Linked DNA regions of Homo sapiens: region 2 is linked to region 1. A link is a contact called in ENCODE Hi-C data. All regions are on one chromosome and are shown on one strand. Each heading gives the region's core, a stretch centred on a gene start or an enhancer-like site at or near the end of the contact. The rest is flanking DNA. Distances are from core to core; before and after follow the strand shown.

Evidence for each region. A loop is a pair of places that touch in the nucleus more often than their neighbours do. Pooled maps may share reads with other maps.
Region 2: a loop to region 1 is called in a pooled map, with 5 times the contacts of the local background. The contact joins the promoter of NRXN2 here to the promoter of ATG2A in region 1. A Hi-C loop is called at or near these places in 6 of 50 pooled maps.

Annotation. Positions count from the first base shown.
Region 1 is chr11:64,915,305-64,919,250 of GRCh38, forward strand. It overlaps ATG2A (autophagy related 2A), which reads right to left and starts at 1,905. Exons shown (of 41, transcript NM_015104.3): 1 at 1,661-1,905. The coding sequence starts at 1,831. It also overlaps a transcript of PPP2R5B not described here. RefSeq lists a silencer at 1,817-2,126 and an enhancer at 2,177-2,306.
Region 2 is chr11:64,721,727-64,725,726 of GRCh38, forward strand. NRXN2 (neurexin 2) reads right to left here and starts at 1,471. Exons shown (of 23, transcript NM_015080.4): 1 at 1,245-1,471. RefSeq lists silencers at 1,351-1,645, 1,632-1,931 and enhancers at 2,312-2,361, 3,571-4,000.

The DNA of each region.
Region 1 (3,946 bases), core at 655-3,154:
GAAAGGGCCTCAGTAAACTGGTTGGATCCAAGAATAAAAAAGCACATGGCAGAGCAGATGGGAGTCCAAATTCCTCACCCAGAGACCCACAGCTCGGGAAACTGAGGCCTAGAGACAGGACTAATCTAGTCACCCAGTATACAACAGGGACTGAGACTGGGATGCGGGCCTCTTTCTTTTCATGCCACTTCAGAGGCCCCAGATACTCAGTTTCTTTGGGGGCCTTCAAGGCGGGGCCTGCAGGCTGAGCTGGGAGGGAGGAGGGGCTGGTTATCAAGAAAGCGCCTGCATTCCACCAGGGCCCTAGAGAAGCCAATTCAATCCCCAACAAGAGGGCAGGGAACAGGAGTAGGGGCGTTTTCTGGAGCTGAAAGTAAAAAGGGGAAGCCTAGGGCTGGGTATGGTGGTTCATGCCTATAATCTCAGCACTTTGGGAGGCTGAGGTGGGAGGATCCCTTCAGGGGTTCAAGGCTAGCCTGGGCAACATAGCGAAATCCTGTCTCTATAAAAATAAAAAAGGGGCAGCCTAGAGACGGCCTTAGAGGCTGAGGCTAAGGTTAGAGGTCAGAGAGGGCTTCCTACACCAGAATTCACAGACAGCAGGCCACTGGGGGGTGCCCCCAGTTCAGGGCCCACGATTATCCTACCCCACATTTGCTCACCAGGGCCTGGCCTACCCCCAAAGCCTAGCTCTTCTGCCCAGATTAGCAGCCCCCTGAGTCCAGCCACAAAACTGAGAAGTCCCTGCCTCCATGCCCACCCCTGCTGCTCTGGACCTGGTGGATCGACCAGGACGCGCCTCTAATTGGTGGCTCCTTCAAAGCTCCCCAGGTCAGCTGAGCTGTGAGTCAGGGCTCCTCACCGTTCCCAGCCTCAAGCCTCTGACCTTACACCTCTTGGCCTCCCTAGCATCTCCCTTGGCCTCCTCCCGGCTTGAAGCCAGATCTCCCCACCTTTCCTCCAGGGCCTCCCTCCAGGCAGGGACACTGAGCCGGGGGGGTCGGTGGGAGATGTAGGTGGGGGCCATCCAGTCCCTCCCTAGACACCCACTTGGCCCATCCCACTCTCCCAAAAGCAGGAAGTAGGCAGCGACCCAGGCACACGAGGTGTTGATCAACACTGGTACTGACGTACTGACGCGGTTGTTGACATACACATCCGGTGGTTTGTTGATCCCACCTACGGGCTCAGGACCGTGGGGTCAAGAGGTCAGGGCACATGATCCACAGGTGTCCTCGCCAGGGCTCCGGACCCCTACCAGCTTCCCCCACCAGCTGCGCAGGCCCAAGTCTGTCACTGCCCTGGCCCAGCTCAGTTCCTACGCTCCCTCCCCAGCCCCTCCTCAGCCCGAGAGCCAACCTCCTTAACTCAGCCCCCAAACTCGACGAGTTTGTCTTGCATTCTCCAGACAGGTGATCTTGCCCTCTCCAGCCTCAGTTTCTCCTCCCGTGGAGACAGAAACCCCTTCCCGCTCAGTTTCTGGCTCTGGTAAGGAACTGAAGAGGCCAGCCGGGGTGCCTCTGACGCCTGGAGAGGGCAAGATTCCCCTGGCCTCTCTACGCCCGGTGCCTGATCCCCCAGCCCGATCCTGCCGCAGGGAGCCTCAGGTCGCTGCGCTCCCACCCTCCGCACCTTCCTGGACTCGGGCCTGGCTCCTCACCCAGATTTCCAGGTGGATGTCTCGCAGGGCAACGCTGCCCTTGTACAGATCGAGGCTGAGCTGGTCCAGGCTGAGGTGCTCTTGGAAGAAGTGACCTAAGTAGTGGTGCAGCAAGTAGCGGCAGACCCGCTCTTTCACACAGTTTGACCATGGCCACAGCCATCGTGACATCTCGGAGACCGCCGGGCCTGGGCCGCCTCCGCTTGCCGCCCGCCGGCGATCCCCGTCCGGCTCCGCTGTTCACTAGAGCCCCCGGCTCGCCCCGCCGCTTCTCTAGGCGCCAGGCCGCGCCTCCGGACGCCCAGCCACGCCCCCTACGCTCACTGTCATTGGCTATTGCAAAGGGCGAGGCCTACTGATTGGCTGCGCGGGGCGGAGCCTTCGGGCGCGAAAAAGGGACTGGGCTCTCTGCATGATATAGGGCTCTCAATCATGATTTACGCTTGCGTAAAGTACTGTGTGGGAGGACCTTTAACCTCCCCTCTACAGGCTCTGGGAAGGCTGTTGCTCCAGGTGCCGGCCCCTCAAAGGAATGCGCATGTGCTGATTCGTCCAACCACTTTAAGTGGTTGGGGAGGATTTAAAGGGACAGTGTCCCATCAAACTTCGTAGAAGCCTTCCCCAGAGGAGTAAACTCAGTGCGCGATCTTAAGCGCGCATCTGTGGAAACAATTAAGTGAGTAAACATTCGCATTTTGCAAAATCTTTTACCATCCTTTATCTCATTGAGCCCTCTTAATAATCGCTCAAGGTAGGGATTATTGCCACCGCTTTACAGGTAAGAAAACAGATTAAGATACGAGAAAGACCCTGCCTCAAAAACAAACAAAAATAAATAAGGGCTCTGAATCCATCACCAAGGAAGGTCTTTTTTCCCCTCCTCACCCCGGAATGCTCAGAGGGAGATTAACTGACCCTCCCTTCTCTCTGCCGTCGGTCAGGCCTTAGGCACCTCTCTGAAATAATAATAGCTTTTCATATCTCTAGTCCTAAAATCAAAGAATGGATTCTGCCTCCTTTAAGCAGGGGGGCATTGTTTTTGTACGGCCTTTGAGCTAAGTATGGTTTTTATGTCTTTTAAATGGTTAGGGGAAAAATCAAAAGAAGAATGAACTTTTCATGGCATGTGAAAAATCATATGAAATTCACATTCCAGTGTTTATACATAACGTTTTAGTGTCACACAGTCTTGCTCATTTGCTTAAGTTCTGCCCCGGGCTGCTTTCTTGCTACAAGAGCAGAATTCAGTACTTGAGACAGAGGCCTGCAAAGCCTAAAATATTTATTTTCTGGCCCTTCACAGAAAAAGTTTGCCAACCGCTGCTCTGTAGGGGGCAGCCACACAAAACCTCTTACATCATGGGCGACTTCAGGAACAGCCATAGGTAATTATGTTTCTTTTCTTTTCTTTTTGAGACAGACTCTCTCTGTCACCTAGGCTGGAGTGCAGTGGCACAATCTTGGCTCACTGCAACCTCTGCCTCCTGGGTTCAAATGATTCTGCTGCCTTGGCCTCCCAGAGTAGCTGGGATTACAGGCATGCACCACCGCACCCAGCTAATTACCGTGTTGGGCAGGCTGGTCTCGAACTCCTGACCTTAGGTGATCAGCCTGCCTTGGCCTCCCAAAGTGTTGGGATTACAGGCACGAGCCACCGTGCCCGGCCTATGTTTCTATTTTATTTATTTTTTTTGAGACAGAGTCTTGCTCTGTTGCCCAGGCTGGAGTGCAGTGGTGCAGTCTCCTCTCACGCAACCTCTGGCTCCTGGGTTCAAGGAATTCCTGAGTAGCTGGGATTACAGGTGTGAGCTACCCCACCTAGCCTGTGTTTCTATTTTAATCTTACTTGGGAGCTGGACTCTTACATTCTAATGCCAAAACTCAGCCTGAAGCAAGGGCAACCGCCCTGGCCCACCGGGCAGGGACCTGTATTCCAGTCCCACCCATGGGTGGTTTCTTCTCCTCTTGTGACCCTCAGTTTTATCCTATGTAACTGGGGTTGGGTTAGTAAGTGGAGATAGTTCATTACCTGGAAGGAGCAGGCTCCATTCAGGGAGGCAGGCTGATAGGACAGCCATTCAGAAAGTGCTTATGGGCCAGGCACGGTGGCTCATGCCTGTAATCCCAGCACTTTGGGAGGCCAAGGCGGGTGGATCATGAGGTCAGGAAATCGAGACCACCCTGGCTAACACAGTGAAACCCCATCTCTACTAAAAAATATTTAAAAAATTAGCAGAGTGTGATGGCGGGCGCCTGTAGTCCCAGCTACTCGGGAGGCTGAGGCAG
Region 2 (4,000 bases), core at 221-2,720, 190 kb before region 1:
ACACTGGGAAGGTAGACAACAGGGAAGGATAAGAATGAATGGAAGAGGAGAGACGCCCACCCGCCAACACATGAAAAAACAGGGCTATCTGGAAGCCCCCAGGGCAGCCAAGGGACTGGGGACCCAAGACCCACCCCCTAAAAATCTATTTCATTATTCCAGGTGGACAGCCTCCTCCTTCACCTCCAGACACCAAGAAAAAGCCCCTCCCAGCCCTTGCTAGCTCAATGAGGCATCGAATGCCCTCTCCCAAGATTCAGGAGGGGGGTGAGAGTAAAGGAGACAACAGCACCCCAAAGCCAATTGTGCCCCAAAAGCCCATCAAGGGTTCAAGGGCTCATACCCCAACCCAAAGACCCCAGGGAAGATTGCTGCTTCAGCTGGGGGAGGAGGCTGGGACATGAGAAATGGTCCCTTCCTCTTTAGGGGTGGGGGAGCAAGCCAAGGGCCCTGCAGCTTCCTCTCCCCCTGCAGCACTCTCTGACCAGAACCCTGTCACCGCCCCCAGCGCATTCCCACCCCAGCAAAGCCCCCTCCTACTGATTTCCCAGTCTCCCTGTCTCATCACCCCCAGCCTTCCCCCGCAAGCTTCCGCTCCTCTCCCTCAGACCCCATCTTTCCCAGCTCTCCACCAGCACAGACCCATCTCTGCCTGGAGCACCTTGGCACATTCCCCTCTGCTCTCTCCCAATAACCTCTTCTCCCCTTGGCTCCCATCCCCCAGGAAAGCCTGGTCCTCAGTGGGTCCCCTCAGGACGAAGCCCTTGGCCTGGCCCCTTTCCTTCCCTCTCCACTTCTCTCTCTTCTCCAGCCCCCTCTCCTCTCCTCCCACGAAGCCCAGTTTCTCGCTGGTTAGACCCTCCAGAACACAACAGCTCCTCTGGCCCGGCGCTGCTTCAAGCCTCTGGGGCTAGCACAGACTGGGGACCCCCCTTTAAGAACCCCCTCTAAGTCCTCTGGATGCCCCTCCTCTCTCCATCCCTTCCCCCAAAGACCCTTCCTCCCACCCCTCCCCATTCTCCTCAGCTCTCAGGGCCAGTGCCCCTTCCACAGGAGCCTCCGACCCCCAAGCCCCCAGCGGCTTTGCCTCCTCGCTGTCACCGGGCCAGCCCTCTCAGCGCGGCGCCCCCGCCCCCCAATTCATCCGTCCTGCCTCCCTCGCCCCCTCCGATCCGCTCCCCTCCCCCGATCGGCTCCCGCCCCCCGCCCGTCTCCGCCGCAGCGCCCCCCCCCCCCCATTTTACCTGGTTCTCGGGGCGCCAGAAGCTGGAGGGTGGGTAGCAGAGCTACAGGGCCGCCCCGTCTCCGACGGGTGGCAGAGCCAGGGCTAGCGGTGTCTGCCGCCTCGCGCCTCTCTCCCTCCCCGCCGCGTCCCCGCCCGCCCGCCCGCCCCGCCGCGGTGCCTCTCCGAGGAGGATGCTCCGCGAGTCAGGGCGGCTGCTCCCGCCGCCGCATCCCTGCAACACCGACTGACGGCAGCATCAGCACCAGTGCCCGCCCCCGAGACGCGCGCATTGGACCACGCTGCGCTGACGGGCGAGCAGCGCAGCCAATGCAAGGGCTCAGAAGCCGCCAGTCCAGCGGCTCCACAGGCCCACTCCCTCCCTCGCGCGGGACCCAGGCGTCCCGGCCCCAGCACCCGCGCTCCTCCCAGCCTCTCGAGGTTCTCGGGCGCCCGGGCCCCCAACCAGGCGGGCCCCAAACCCGGCCTCAGTGTCTTTTCCGGGAACCCAAGCACTCTCGCCCCTCGCCCCTCGCCCCTTAGTTCGGGGCCTTGGGTCCCGCACCCTCCCCCCACGGCCAGCAGGTCTTCGCGCAGCGCGGGGCTGGGACAAGCCGAAGGAGAGGCTGTGGACCCCGACTTGGGACGCCGCGAGAGCAGGGCTGATGCGGGGCCTGGGCCGCAGCGCCCTCTGCTGGCTACCCCCAGGGGCGGGCCCGGGCTTCGAGGAGCCTAGAGAAGGGGGACTCGGTGGGTCCATGGCTGCTGGGGGCTTTTTCCAGTCGGTAGCCTGGCCCCCACCTCCCACCGTCCGGAGGGCCCCTGGCTTGGAGCCCCCAGAACTGAAGAGGAAGGGGCTTTGCTGGGATAAAGACGGAGGCGGTGGGGGAAGGAAAGGCAGAGATGGGGGCGGGGTAGACCTAGGAACTTGGGGGTTTCCCAGTCCTGCCTCATGGGAATCCCAGAGTTTGAGGCCAAACTCTCAGTTCTGCCTGGAACCCTGGACCGAGGTACGAGTAGGTGTGGGGGCAGGGTTGCGCCTGCACATGCCTGGTGACTGAGGGCACCTGGCAGCAGCCCCCTTCTCTGTTCTCCTCCTCCCATCCATGAGTTTCAGTTAGAGTGGTGCTGGGGGGCGCAGGTCTCTCCTGTAAGGGTACATGCATCACTGTGCATGTGTATGAGTGTGGGGGACTGGGGGACACCCTTCACTCACTCCGCCAATAAAAGTGTACACACACTGGCACTTAGTGTGTATACCCCGAGGTTGGTCACTGGGCTGCTGAATGAGACAGTGAGAGACAGAGTGTGTGTGTGTATGTGTGCCAGACCATTCTGCCAGCTCACTCCAGGACCCTGGTTTCTGTTGCAGGGTCTGTGATCTGCACAGCTGGTGGTAGTTGGCACTTCCTTAGCCAGAGGCAACATGCAAGAACACTTACATTCAACCACCAATGCATGGACATTGGGGCACTCACAGCCATGCACACATATCTGTGAACACTGGGCATTCCCAGAGACACATAAGAACACCTGCAGAAATGCCCCACCATGGTAACACACCCACAGGAAGCATATACTGCCCAAGAACACACACACTTGTGCACACAGGTACCTACACCAGGCAATTAATGCATGCCCAGAACAGCTGCACCCAGGGGACCTGCCCACAGTCATCCTGGACCCCTGCCCAGGCACTTCAAAGAGAGTGGTCAATTACTGAGTGGCTTAATGCGGACACCAACCCCCCGGGTGGGAAACTCCTTCCCCAGCCTGTGAAGGGGTAAGAGGGGGACCCAGGCTGCAAGGAGTTTTTCCTAGGAGTCGAGAAGGGTGATCCCTAAGCCAGGTCCCAGACTTAGGGCCCACTCTGACCTTGGAGAGACCCCCAGGGCATCCCCACCAAAGCCAATGAAGGAGCCAGAGAATGGAACTGCTGCGTCAGGGCCTATGAATGCGAAATCGCCTCCCTGACCCCACAGCCCACTTTCCTGCCCATCCCCCACTGTTCCTCTTCCTGCAGCCTCCTCACACTCACACACACACACACACACACACACACCCCTTGTCCATCCAGGCATCAGGGCATAGACAGACAGATGCAATGGCTCACAGAGACAGACTCAGACCCTTACAGAGGAGCCTGGGCAGGGAGGGAGGTAAGTATGAGCACTTGTCTCCTTTCCCTACCCCCAGCTTTGCCCATCAAGGGCAGAAAAGGTCACCGGGCAGCTGCTGCATCTCCCTGTCCCTCCCACCTACAGGGACATCTCTCCTCTCTGCAAGGTCCAAGGTTCAGATTGCCTAAGCATTTGGGACCTGCCACTTCAAGACACACCCCACACACACACACACCACACACAGGTACCCACCCAATGTGGACAGTTGAGTGATATGCTGAGCACATGCCCTTCTCCCATGTGCAAAGGCCAGTGGGGACACATGGGGGAGGGGAAACACAGCAGATACAGCATGCATGTCCATGCACACACATGCACACAGGCGCATACAATGTGAAGCTCAGACACCAAATTCAGACACATGCAACCATGAAGACCGCTACTTGTCACATCCCGGGCAGGCAGACCTGGACACACATATGCATGCATGCATACACACACACACACACACACACACACACACACACACACACACCAGGAAGAGGCCAGACTGGAACTGGAGGGTAGTGACGAGAGGAGCCAAGAGGAACCGACTGGGCTGCAGGGATGGAGGCAGCACAGGAGGCAGGCGGCACAGGAGCGAGCTGCTCTTCACAAC